Regions from separate parts of the Homo sapiens genome. Here region 2 is linked to region 1. A link is a contact called in ENCODE Hi-C or POLR2A ChIA-PET data. All regions are on one chromosome and are shown on one strand. Each heading gives the region's core, a stretch centred on a gene start or an enhancer-like site at or near the end of the contact. The rest is flanking DNA. Distances are from core to core; before and after follow the strand shown.

The links. A loop is a pair of places that touch in the nucleus more often than their neighbours do. ChIA-PET counts read pairs that join two places held with the same protein, here RNA polymerase II (POLR2A). Pooled maps may share reads with other maps.
Region 2: a pooled map shows a loop between it and region 1 (4-fold over the local background). The contact joins the promoter of C12orf57 here to the enhancer-like site in region 1. A Hi-C loop is called at or near these places in 2 of 37 single-sample maps with no recorded cell type and 5 of 50 pooled maps. POLR2A ChIA-PET finds 5 or more read pairs at or near these places in 1 of 52 experiments (activated B cell).

Annotation. Positions count from the first base shown.
Region 1 is chr12:4,139,663-4,146,186 of GRCh38, reverse strand. No RefSeq gene overlaps it. Among named protein-coding and RNA genes, the nearest start is that of CCND2, 130 kb to the left of the region's middle. Within about 2 kb of position 3,091, at least 19 of the 41 ENCODE cell types and tissues checked have a DNase peak (open chromatin) inside an H3K27ac peak, as active enhancers do.
Region 2 is chr12:6,939,341-6,945,864 of GRCh38, reverse strand. C12orf57 (chromosome 12 open reading frame 57) reads right to left here and starts at 1,843. Exons shown (of 3, transcript NM_138425.4): 1 at 1,692-1,843; 2 at 1,213-1,389; 3 at 1-94. The coding sequence starts at 1,743. RNU7-1 (RNA, U7 small nuclear 1) reads right to left here and starts at 2,049; the gene lies at 1,987-2,049. ATN1 (atrophin 1) reads right to left here. Exons shown (of 10, transcript NM_001940.4): 8 at 4,842-4,985; 9 at 4,311-4,491; 10 at 3,544-4,118. The coding sequence ends at 4,085. RefSeq lists enhancers at 16-626, 1,187-1,336, 876-1,455, 1,347-1,466, 1,767-1,956 and 3 more and a silencer at 1,294-1,553.

The DNA.
Region 1 (6,524 bases), core at 1,842-4,341:
TTGGCAAAACACTCTGTTCCATAGGGGTCTTCCCCATGAGACAGTGACACGGTGACTCCATCGGACACTTTCTCTTGGAAAGTGTGAGTACAAGATGTACACTGAGAAGTGAGTCACTATCGCTTGGAGCTGTGCCCCGAGAAAGGATGAGCGATGGTGGTGGGTTTCTAGGCAGGCTGAACTGCAAAGTACTAACTTCAGGGGAACCACTAAGCACAGTTGCTGGGTCTCCTCCAGGGATAGTTTAGGGTCCTCATAAATCCTCATGTAACCCAAGACTCCCCCATTTCTTCAGCCTTCAGGGAGCATGCTTTGTTTTCGTGTCCTAGTAACATCAACTGGCATTCCCTATCCCCTGTAGCTCTAGGGACCCCCAGCGTTTCCAAGGAGCACCCAGGAATGCTCACACATTATGGTGGTCTTGATACCTCTGCCAGCTGCCTTATGCTCCTCAGCTCATATCTTGCTGTGGTAAAGCAAGAAAAGGTAAGGAATTGAGGAGGTGTGCAAGGGGGTGATCACAATGACTGGCCATGAAATTGAAGGTGGGTAGTAAGAAGGGGAGAGGGAGTGAGGCCAGTGAAGAAGAGATAATATCAATGGATGGCAGGATCTGGTGGGGTCCAAGGCTGAGTGGAATTGAGGTTCTAGAGGGGTCAGCTGGAAAGGCAGGAGGTGGGATTAAAGAGTGGCATGCCTGGCCAGGTGAGGTGGCTCACGCCTGTAATCCCAGTACTTTGGGAGGCTAGTGGATCACGAGGTCAGGAGTTCGAGACGAGCCTGACCAACATGGTGAAACCCTGTCTCTACTAAAAATGCAAAAAAATTAGCTGGGCATGGTGGCGGGCGCCTATAATCCCAGCTGCTCAGGAGGCTGAGGCAGGAGAATAGCTTGAACCCAGGAGGCAGGGGTTGCAGTGAGCTGAGATCGCACCACTGCACTCCAGCCTGGCGACAGAGCAAAACTCCGTCTAAAAAAAAAAAAAGAGCCGGAAATTGAGGTTACAGTGGGATTGAAATTATTGATAATAACAAGGTCTAGTGTGTGGACCATGGGGGAGGTGGATACAGTGTGGCAGGGGAAAAGAGGTGTCCCAAGAAGCGTGCTTACTGTATTTTAAAATCTCCAAGACAAAAGATAGGACTGGAGAGAGTGACAGTGGGCTAGGAGCTGAAATCATGGAGAAATGATGGAGCATGAGCCAGGCCAAGAAGAATTCACATATGCCTTAGGGATAACCGTCTCTTTTCTGAATTCTGATTTTCAGATAGATTGATAGGAAAGGCATGGACTTGCCCTGTGCTTATCTCCTGGAAGAAATCAGGTGACAACCTGATAGTTCACACTGATAGCCGCTTGCTGTGCTCTCACAGGTCTCTCCTTGAGGCAAGGTCTCTTTTGACTTTTGCAGGAGGAAAGAAGAAGTAAGGTGGTTAAATAGAAATTATCAGCATTCTTGCCCCTGCTCTACACTGTATCTGAATTCAGTGTATCCCATGGCAGACAAAACACTCCCATTTCCACCATGGAGCTTCGACCTTAGAATAAATATGTGTAAGGCAAGAAGAGCCTTAAGTAAAGAAGGCTGCTCTTTACTGATGCCAAGGTTTTGTTTGTTCCCTTGTTTGAGGCCCCAGACCATTTATACCCGGGATGTAGTAAGATGCAGGATGGGTGAGAGGTGCATTTTTTTCTGTAAAGTGAGAGGAGAACAATTGTGAGGCGGGACAGTAGGCAGATCTAGACAGAAATGAGCACTGTGGAAGCTGAAGTCAGGAAAGGGATGCCTTGAAGCTGCCCGGGCTGGCATATTTCTTGGGAAGTGTTTGAAGATCACTGGCCTATTTGGCACTGGTTTTCTGGGTCTCAGTTTTCCTTTCTATAAAATTAAGAGGTGCCACTCCATGATCCCTAAACTGCATTTCAGCTTTCAATATTTAATTCCACGCATTAGGCTGGGCTCCTGGCTAATGTGTGCATCTGCCGAGGTCATTCCTGTCTCCTAGGCAAGTGTGAACAGACTGGGCAATGCCCCCACTTCTCAGTGTGTTGTATCCCACCTGTCTCTTTCCCTAGTAGCAGGTCGTTTTTTTTGTTTTTTTGTTTTTCTCTCTGTCTCACGATATCACCAAGTGGCACTACCACGTCCTAGCCTAGTGATGTTGGGCAAGTTAACTTAACCTCTCAGAGCTTCAGGTAACAGTGTGCATTCAATAGGAATTCTGCTGCACAGACTCACTACAATATAGGATTTTAAAAAATGCTGAACTATTAAAAGAGGCGGCTTTTGGAGGATGAGATTCTTGAAACTATGTCTTCCATTTCTGTGCTGTTTGAGTTTTTGCTGTGAGCATGTACCTTGCTTTCACAGTAAAATGTGTATTTTAAATGTTATGATTTTGTGTTTTTGACTTAAATGATGCCCACTCAGTATTGCATTATGCTTAATATGCAGCTCGGAGGCTGTGGTCATTACACATGTCTTTGATAACTTTTTATTTATTTTATTTTATTATTATTATTTGAGATGGAGTCTTGCTCTGTCACCCGGGCTGGAGTGCAATGGCGCTATCTCGGTTCACTGCAACCTCCACCTGCCAGTTCAAGCAATTCTCCTGCCTCAGCCTCCCGAATAGCTGGGATTACAGGTGCCTGCCACCACGCCTGACTAATTTTTTGTATTTTTAGTAGAGACGGGGTTTCACCACGTTGGCCAGGCTGGTCTCGAACTCCTGACCTCAGGTGATCCTCCCGCCTTGGCCTCCCAAAGTGCTGAGATTACAGATGTGAGACGCTGCGCCCAGCCGTCTTTGATCCATTTTTTAAATGAAAGAACTGGTTCTTATTTAATAAATAGGGTGAGGATATGAATAGGAGTCAGGGTTGATAAGAAGGCTGGGGTGTTCGCTGTTCTCGAAGGATGTGCCTCCTCTGCAGTACGCACGGTTTTGACTTCCGCCTGGGCAGTGGGAGGGGAGGAACAGAGTCCTTGAGGTGGTGCCAAGGGTGGGGCTCAGGCACGACCGTCAGTGGGGTTCAGGGCTTGGTCTGGGAAGGGCGAGGCAGGAGCAAGCCCTACAAGACAGGAGTGGCTTAGCTGCACTCAGCGCTCGAGGGAAGGAAGCAGCGGGAAGTGGGTGGTTTCAAGTTTTACTTTCAGTTTTCACTCAAAGTCATTTCAGGATGAAACCCATTTAACGGTCAGATCTCTCAGCCAGATTTCTCAGCAAACCTGTGCTCCACCCCACCCAGGTCCTCCAGGTGGAGCTTGCGGGCGGGCGGGGGAAGGTGAGCAGCAGGAATAGAACGTTCTGCAGTGCCTGGCCTGGACCTGGGAGCTGTCCGTCATCCGCATATCTGCAAATTGTCACACCTGGGCTGGGATCAGCTCTACTGCTAGATTCGGGTGAATATGGGCAAGACATTGCACCTCTCTACTCCAGAAATGTGGTCCGCGCTCTTCCAGGTGTCCCCTCAAGTTATTTTCATGGTCTTTACTGTGACCCAAAGGCAATGTTTCTGAAATGTTGACCTGCAGATCCCCTCCCAGAATCCCTTGAGGTGATTGTCCAAATGCAGACTCCTAGGTCACCCCCTGACCCATTGGACCAGTTTCCAGGAGTGGAGTTGAGCATCTTGCTTTTTGATAAACTCTCACGTACTTCAAAGGCTGAGATCCTCTGTCCTAGGGGGTAGAAATTTTACCTTGGTATGTTATACTAATAAGCAACCTGAGCTCAATGGTGGAGCAGGTGCTCCCACCTTCATCCCAGCACTTTGGGAGGCTGAGGCAGGAGGATTGCTTGAGCCCAGGAGTTTGAGACCAACCTGAGCAGCATGGCAAAACCTCGTCTCTAGAAAATACAAAAAAATTAGCCCAGTGTGGTGATGTGGGCCCATAGTTCCAGCTACTTAGGAGGCTGAGGTGGGAGGATCACCTGAGCCCAGGGAGGTTGAGGCTGCAGTGAGCTGTGATCACATCACTGTACTACAGCCTGGGTGACAGAGTGAGACCCCATCTCAAAAGGAAAAGAAAAACCTGAGCTCAAGACACAAACTACACTGCTCAGGATCTGCCAAAGAACCAATCGTAGAGACTTGATTCAAACCCAGAGCTAGGGTGATGGGTGTCCCACTTTGCCTGGGAAAATTCTGGTTTATGCCTGTTGGCATACCTCATTAACAGTAGCCATTTTCCCCACTTGCAAAAGCATCCTGGATTGGATAATACATTTTATGTCTTCCCTATTCAGAGCCCCTAGCCATGACTATACCATACTACTGCCCCTTCAAAAAGGTCAGCTAATGTGGTTCTGGGAACACACAGGATAAAGGGGGCATAACCTGGCTGGGGAGGTAGGTCAGGGGAGACACCTTAGCTATGTATGATTCTCAAATCCCCTCTCTGCCTTTAGGACAGCATTATAGGCAATGGGTACTCTCAAGAAGGACACTGATGAGTAACTGATTTCCATCTCCACTGAAAGCTGCAACCATAGCAGCAATTATGATAATATCTAACACTTACGTAGTGCTCACTATGTGCCAAGCACCATTCTAAGCACTTTGCATATGTCATGGAGATGAGCACAGACCCTCAACAGCAGCCAGAGGAATTGAGCTGGACAGCAAGAACTCTTGCGTGGGAAACTTGTGATGACAATGCACTATTGACCGAAGGCCCAGGAGTCCAGACAGCCAGCCAAGTCACAGGGCAATTTCGGATGTAGCCTTTGTAAACTGTGACCTTTCTGGATGATCTGGAAAAAGTCAACACCAGGATCCTGAGCCTAATATGCAGTGAAAAGGAGCCCGGTTTTCCTTCTCCAGGGACCTTTAAGAACAGAGCTGCCTGCACATCTTGACTAATTTACATCCAGCCCCACCAGGAAGCAGGAGGATGGAGATGACCTCTGAGGTCCCTTTGAGCCTAAGGGGTCTGTGATCATTACAACCACATGTCAAGACCCGGGAGACATTCCCGTTTCCTGCTCTTTCACCTGGGGACCCAGGCTGTGGGGCCCCTTTTGCCTGTGTATTTAGTGGGTCATGACCTTTTCCCTGGGCCTCCAGGTCTCCTCTTTAGCATTCACTCCCACCCACCCACAGGCCCCTGAGCTCTTTCTTTTCTGGGGTCTCCCCTGAGGAGTTTTGGGTAGATGCAGAAAGTAAGCCCTTGTCTTCTCTCTACTTCACCTCTAACACACATCTGGACTTTCCCAGCCATGCCTGGGGCTTTTGCGGCAACCAAACCATTTTAGGGACCTGGAGCAGAACCCGTTCTCCCTAAAAAAGAGTTAAGGCAGCCTCCAAACCTGTCACCTGGAAACATGCGTCCCCTTCAGGGCAGCAGAGACGGTAGTCATGATGGCGGAGGGTGTTGCCCAAACTGGCCAGAGGCGCTGCCCCAGCCAAAGGCAGAGATTCCCCAGTGTGCTTTTTAACCCAGGAGGCTAGTGAAGGGAGTCCCTGGAAGACACTACCCCCACCCCCACATTTCTTATTTAGATCATCCTACATCAGGCAGCTGGAGGGAAGGCACTGGCTGAGGGCCCAGCTGCTTGGCTGGAGCAAAACTGACACTTTTCTTTTTCCCCTCTAGTTGGAGAGAGAGGGGGAGAAAGAGAAGAGAGAAGCGAGGAGAGGACAAGGAACAGAGTGAAAGGAGAGAGGAAAGGAAAACAGTGTGGAAAGGAAAGGATGAAGACGAGAAAAGTGGGAGAACAGGAGAAAGGGGAGAGTGATGCTGCCAGATCCACCAGCATCAACTTAAGGAAACAGATTTTAGGGTAGGGGTTTCATCATGGGCCTATAGGAGATCAAGGGGTGGGGGCAGGGTTGAGGGTGGGGAGGAAGTTACAGTGAACTGTGCTTAGCACAGTTGACTCTTACAGTAGGACCTCAACCCCTCAAAACCCAGCTCTTTGGGGGACTCTAGACAGTCTCTGCGAGGGGGTTCATTGGGTAAAGAGAGAAAGAAAGTGTTACAGCAACCCACAGGCACTGTGCATTCAATTTAGTTCATCCTTTTAAAAGTTACTTATTTATTCTTATAGACAGGGTCTCCCTTTGTGGCCCAAGCTGTAGTGCAGTGGTACCATCATAGCTCACTGCCTCCTTGACTTCTTCAGCTCAGAAGATCCTCCCAGCTCAGCCTCCAAGTAGCTGGGGCCACAGGCATGTGCCATCATGCCTAGCTAATTAAAAAATTTTTTTTTCTTTTTGTAGCGACAGGGTCTCACCATCTTGCCCAGGTTGGTCTTGAACCCCTGGGCTCAAGCAATCCTCCCGCCTTGACCTCCTAAAGTTCTAGGACTACAGGCATGAGCCCCCATGCTCAGCCTAGCTTATACTATTTATGCACCTACTTTTTATATGCCAAGCTCCATAGTAGGTGCTGGGCACATCACAGGTGAATGAGATAAAATCTCTGGCAACATTCTGGGGAGGATGTGCAGTGTGTTCAGTAGGCTGTGTGTGTGTGCATATGTGTGATGGGCTGTGGGCACTGAGACTCCTTCCA
Region 2 (6,524 bases), core at 594-3,093, 2.8 Mb before region 1:
GGCAGAAACAGCGCCTTCAGCTTGCCTGACAGGCTGGCGATCTCAGGATCCTGGGCTTCGTAGGACTTGACCAAGCGAGCAAACTTAAGGACACCTGCAAGAGGGAGTGGAAGGTCAACCCTTCTCCTAAGGACCAGCGTGCCTAAGACACCTGGAGGGGGTGGTAGTCTAAGCATGAACTGCTCCCCCACTGGCTGGGCAGCTGTTTGCCAAACAGGACGCATGCAGGCCTCTGTCCCGTGTGGTTTGGATGATGACATTTGGTCTACACTGGGCACAACTAGATGGGATGCAGTGAATGAAAATGTCCCAAGGCAGTGTGCTTCTTGCTCTCAGGTGAACCATTTTAGCAGTTTAGTCACTGGAACCCCAAGAATGAACACGAGACCCCAGGTCTGTAGCTGGAACTCAGGAAGGCTATGAGGCAGCAGAGCTGAATCAGTCAACACCTTTGGGGAACACCAGGATCTCACCAAAAATTTAACCACCAACCCCCCCCAAACAAAAATTAGCTGAAACACCCTGGAGAGACTGCAGCCACTGCTGTCATGCAGACATGTCACTAAAAGGTGGCACAACAGCATTTAAGTCCAGCTCTGCTACTCGAGAGTCTGCACCATTAGAGTTTGCTTCCTCATCACAAAATGGAATAATAATGTGATTAACAGTACAGGTTGACCATCCTTAATTAGAAAATCCAAAATCTGAAATTATGAGTGCCAGTGTGAGGCCGAAAATGGAAAATTCCACACCTGACTTCATAGTGGGGGGTGGGGGAGACTGTAGTCAAAACGCAGTCAAAACTTTGTCTCATGCACAAAATTATTCAGACTATTATATAAAATTACCCTCAGGCTATGTGCATAAGGTGCGTGTATATGAAACAAAACAATTTCGTGTTCAGATTTAGGTCCCATCCCCCAAGATATCCATGTATATGTAAATATTCCGAAATCTGAAAAAACCCGAAACACTTCCGGTCCCAACCATTTCGGGTAAGGGATACAGAACCTCTACTGTACAAAACGCAACTCGGACGCACAAGCTCAGGGTAGACCCTGGGCTCTGAGTGCCAAGAATGTTAGTCAGATTGTGGCTGCCGCCGTGTGGCGAGAAAGGGGACAACCGCTCATGGGCCCACAGATCCGGCGCCCTCTCCCGACCCAACTCCCGCCTTCCCGCGTCTGACCCGCCTTCCCGCGTCTGACCCACCTTCCCCGTCGCAGCTGAAGCCATAGGCTTTGATAACCTCCTGCTGGATCTGCGTGGCCACGGGCAGCACGAATTGCAGCATCTTACCCATGTCGTTGCAGGCGTTATCCCGAGCCTCGTCCATGCGCACTGCATTCTCCGGGGCGGAGAACGCCTGGATCACCTCCGCGAGGACCACTGCGCGCCAGAAGCATCCCAGGGAGGCGTCCCGGGTAGGCGTCGGAGAACAGACAGCGGGCCCAGCGGAGAGCGCAAGGAATTAGTGGATTGAGGCTGTAGGTAACCCAATAAGATCCCAAGTCTTGGGGGCAAGCGCCCCACTTAGAAGGACGGTACCCGGCGTCCCCTACCCCATTTTCCCGGCGGACGTAGCCAGGTTTGTCGCCCCACATCCTCCGCCCGCATCCTCCCCAGACCAGCAGCCCATGCCTTGACTACCCCAGGCCAGCAGCCTATGCCTTGACTAGGACGATTCTCACCCTTTGCTTGCTCAGCGCTCAAGGCCGCCGGTTGGGTCGAGGCGGACGCCATAGGGCGTCTGAAGCTCTAGGTTCAGCGGAGGTAAATGGAAAACTCACGAATAAAGAGCCACGTCCTACAACCGTTCCCAACGCCCCTGGGAGCGGAAAGGAAACAGCATCCGGCGCAGCCGGAAGCGCCCAGGCGTGGCCCAAACCTTCATACCCCAAGCTTACAACTGCATCAAGACCACCAAAACTACCCATAATTTTTGCACAGTGAAAACAATCTATCATTGGCAACAAACATCATAAGAGGGGCTTTCCGGTAAAAAGCCAGAAAGCCTACTAGACAAATTCTAAAAGAGCTGTAACACTGCTGCGTATGTGTTTGGAGAGAAGATGGGATATAAAGGAACTCCACAATTGATGAGGGTGAGCTTAGGTGACTTTTTTCTTGTTCCTATTACTGTATAAACAACGACGCATGTGGTAACTTTCAGTAGGAAAAATAATATTCTAAGGAACTTACTTAAGTCATTCATTTCTAGAGTTCGCGAACATTTGTTCTCAGCCCATGCAAATGAGTTCGGTGCTGATTGGTTGAGAAAGCAGCCAGTCACAGCCCCTTCGTTGTTGTTAAGCCCGGAGACCTGGATTCGGCAGTAAAGGCCCAGAGCAAAAGCCGTTGTCGCAGTTTCCTAAAGGCCTTGTCTATTGATGAGCGATGGAGCCTAATGCCCGGCCCGATTTCCCTTCCCTTCCAGGCTTTTATCACCCACTCCCTTCTCAAACTGTAGGTGGTTAAGGATGCCAGGTACTAATCGCCTGGACCTATTAAAACTAGCCCACCCCACCCCCGCTTCATAACCGGCTTTGTTTTTTGTTTTTGAGACGGAGTCTTGCTCTGTCGCCAAGCTGGAGTGCAGCTGGGGGGGATCTTGGCTCACCATAACCTCCACCTCCCGGGTTCAAGCGATTCTCCTGCCTCAACCTCCCAAGTCGCTGGGACGACAGGCGCGCGCCACCATGCCCAGCTAATGTTTTGTTTTTAGTAGAGACAGGGTTTTGCCATGTTGGCCAAGCTGGTCTGGAACTCCTGACCTCGTGATCCGCCCGCCTCGGCCTCCCAAAGTCCTGGGATTACCAGCGTGAGCCGTCGCGCCTGGCCTCATAACCGTTTCTTAAAGTATTCCACGGAAAGGTTTCAGGACTCTGAAGCCCTTGTTCCGGAGGACTCTGGTGGCTCCTAGCAGTGAGACCCGTCTGAATAGATTCCTAGAACTGACCACGTCAGAGGTGGGCCTGTCCCAGGCCTCTAGTGTTTGGTTGGTTGGGGTGTCTTTTGTTTGTTTGTTTTGAGATAGGGCCTTGCTCTGTCACCCAGGCTAGAGTGCAGTGGTGCGATCATGACTCACTGTAGCCTCGACCCCCAAGTGATCCTCCCACCTCAGCCTCCTGAGTAGCTGGGACCACAAGTGCACCACAACCCCCAGCTGATTTTGTCTTAAGATGGGGTTTCTCTATGTTGCCCAAGCTGGTTTCCAACTCCTGGGCTCAAGCAATCCACCCGCGTCTCACAGGCATAAGCCACAGAGCCCAGACCGAGGCCTCCACTGGCGCGCAGCGGTCCTGCCCAGCCTTGGGGCAGGAGGGGGCACCAGCACCCATGGTACCGCCTCCAGCTGAGTCAAGGCTCTGGGCTCTTCAGGGATCCCCTCTCCAATTCTTCCCAGCCCCCACACCCCGTTCCTTAAGAAGGTCTGGTCTCTTCCCGCTTCCCTGCCAGGCCCTGGCTGCAGTTCTCTCTAAGCACCGCTGCACTGAGACCCAGCCTCACCCCCATATCCCGCAAAGAATAGTCACAGCCATGTTCCTGGGGAGTTGTGAGGATGTTTTTGTTTGGTTGGTTTTGGTTGGGATGTTTTTTTAAGAGCGTCATATAGATATTTATATATATAAATTATTAGTGTGGGGAAGGGGCAAGGGGCATACATTGCAGAGGGGGCGCGCACACAGGGATCGGGGAGGGGCAGGGGTGGCACACGATGCTACGCAAAACAGCCACATCTAACAGATGAAATAATCACACCAACGGGGCAGGGGAGGGGCGGCGGCCACAGGGGTTGGGCATGGGGGAGGAGAAAAGCAGGGGGGACAAGGAAGAGAGACCTGGTCCAAGATTCTGTGCGCTTTCTGTCCCCATCCTCGCCACCTCCCCACCTCTGCACACCACATCGGGCCTTGGCCTTCTGTCTGTCCCTCCCTCCCCCACTCTCTGTCCAGCTGCGGAGGCCCTGCAACTGAGCAGCACCCTCTTGGCTCTGGGTGGCAGGCCAAGGGCACGGTGGGGGGAGGGTGGGGGTGCTCCAAGGTCCAATGTAGGAGCCATGGTGCTCTCTTGATCGCAGGTTCTACAGTGGCTTGTCGCTTTCCTTCTTCAGGTGACTAGGGAAGGGGCAGTGCATAGCAGAGAGGTAAGAGACTTGAGACCAACTCTGACCTTGCCCCCTCTTACCGAAGGGGTTGGGAGAGGAGGGGTTCCCTCCCCCAGGAGCACGGTGCCCAGCCGTACCATGCCCACAGCTCCTCCCAGGCTCGCTGAGCCCATGTCCCCTGGGCTGGGGCACCCTAGGGTACCTGTAGTAGTCCTCCTGGGCAGGCAGCGGCACACTGTGCAGCGGGTGATGGGCATGCAGCCACTGCTGCTGTTCCAGCGCCAAGCGCTGCAGCTCAGCTGACTGTGCGTGCATGGCCTGCAGCTGATGAGCTGCTGACATCGGGGCAGAAAGGGAGGCCGGCAGGTCCCGGTAAGGGGCAGCTGTGAGCAGGAAGGGCAAGGGGCATATGACCAACGGATAACAAGTACCTGCTCTGGACCAGGGGATAGCCAGCTCCTTTACATACAAAGGTAATGAACTAAAAAGTGAGGTAACACACCCAGTTCTGTAAGTTGCCAGTGGTAGGGTGGAATTGGGATTCGAACCTCTTAGGCTGACACTAAAACTCGTGCTTCTCTTGGGCAGAGCTCCAGCTCTCCTATTCCCATGCCCAGCTCCTCTAGGCACCTCCTCATCCCTCCCCAAGCCCAACTAGGCCCATCCCCCCACCCAAATACCTCCTTTCTGCCCTTTTCTCATTGGAGCTGCCTACCCCAACTTCCATCCTTACCAAAGAGCTGGTGACGAAGAACTTCGTTCTCGTGCAGAGGGTGAGGAAGCAGGGGGTTAGGGAGAGTTCCAGCTGGGTAGGGGATCCGGGTAAGGTGAGACCCTGAGGCCAGGGGGTCAATGAGAGGGTGCACCGAGGCAGAGGCTGGAGGGCAGAGAAGAGGAAGGTGTCACCAGAAGGCAGGTTTGGGGCAAACCATGCATTTGGGTGAAGGGATCCAAGCCTGGGAACTGAGTCAGACAAACACAAGGAGGTCCAAAGTGGAACAAAGGCAGAGTGGAAGAACTAGAGGCCTGGCAGGGGTGGACAGGCTGAGCCCTACTGGAGGAGGGACATATGGATGACACAGGACAGGAGATTACAGTCATCAGAAGGGTCTGAGGGGAAGGACAGAGAGAGGTAGACTGCGTGAAGAAGGTGGAAGATGATAGAAGTTTAGAAAATAAGACAAGAAGAGGCCGGGCACAGTGGCTCAAGCCTATAATCTCAGCACTTTGGGAGGCTGAGGCAGGCAGCTCACCTGAGGTGAGGAGTTCAAGACCAGCCTGGCCAAGATGGTGAAACCCTGTTTCTACAAAAAATACAAAAAAATTAGCCAGGCAGGGTGGCACACGCCTATAGTCCCAGCTCCTCGGGAGGCTGAGGCAGGAGAATCGCTTGAACCTGGGAGGTGGAAGCTGCAGTGAGCCGAGATCGCGCCACTGCACTCCAGTCTGGGCAAAAGAAAAAAAGGAAGCCGGGTGCGGTGGCTCACGCTTGTAATTCCAGCACTTTGGGAGGCCAAGGCGGGTGGATCACAAGGTCAAGAGATCAAGACTATCCTGGCCAACATGGTGAAACCCCGTGTCTACTAAAAATACAAAAATTAGCTGTACTTGGTGGCACACGCCTGCAGTCCCAGCTACTCGGGCAGGCAGTGCCTGCTGAGGCAGAAGAATCACTTGAACCCCAGAGGCGGAGGTTGCAGTAAGCCGAGATCGCGCCACTGCACTCCAGCTTGGTGACAGGGCGAGACTCCGTCTCAAAAACCAAAAAATGGTGAAAGGATAGTAAGTAAAGCTCATTATCGCCTATGACACCCAAACCCAAAGCTACAGGGCCCTTTCTAGAAAGTTACAGATCTAGAGATGGGGAAAAACATGAAAGACCTCGCAGAGGGAGAAGAGGAGAAAATGGCAAAAAATGAGTTGAATCCAGAGAAATCAGAAGATAGGTTTGTGGGTTGGGCACGGTGGCTCACGCCTGTAATCTCAGGACTTTGGGAGGCCGAGGTGGGTGGATCGCTTTGAGCTCAGGAATTTGAGACCAGCCATGGCCAACATGGCGAAACCCCGTCTCTACCAAAAATACAAAAAGTAGCCAGGTATGGTGACACACGCCTGTAATCCCAGCTACTCCAGAGGCTGAGGTAGGAGGATCACTTGAGACCGGGAAGTCGAGGCTGCAGTGAGCTGTGATTGCGCCACTACACTCCAGCCTGGGTGGCAGAGCCAGACCATGTCTCAAAAAAATAAATAAGAAGACAGGTTTGTGAAGGGCTTGGGAGAATGGGGCTGTGAGAATAGAAAAGTGTCCTTCAAAAGCTCCCGTGTGGGCCTCTGTCATGGGAAGGATACTAGACTATGGAGAGAACTGGGCTGTGGGGCATACAGGCTTTGTGGCCAGGGAAGGCCATGAGAAGAC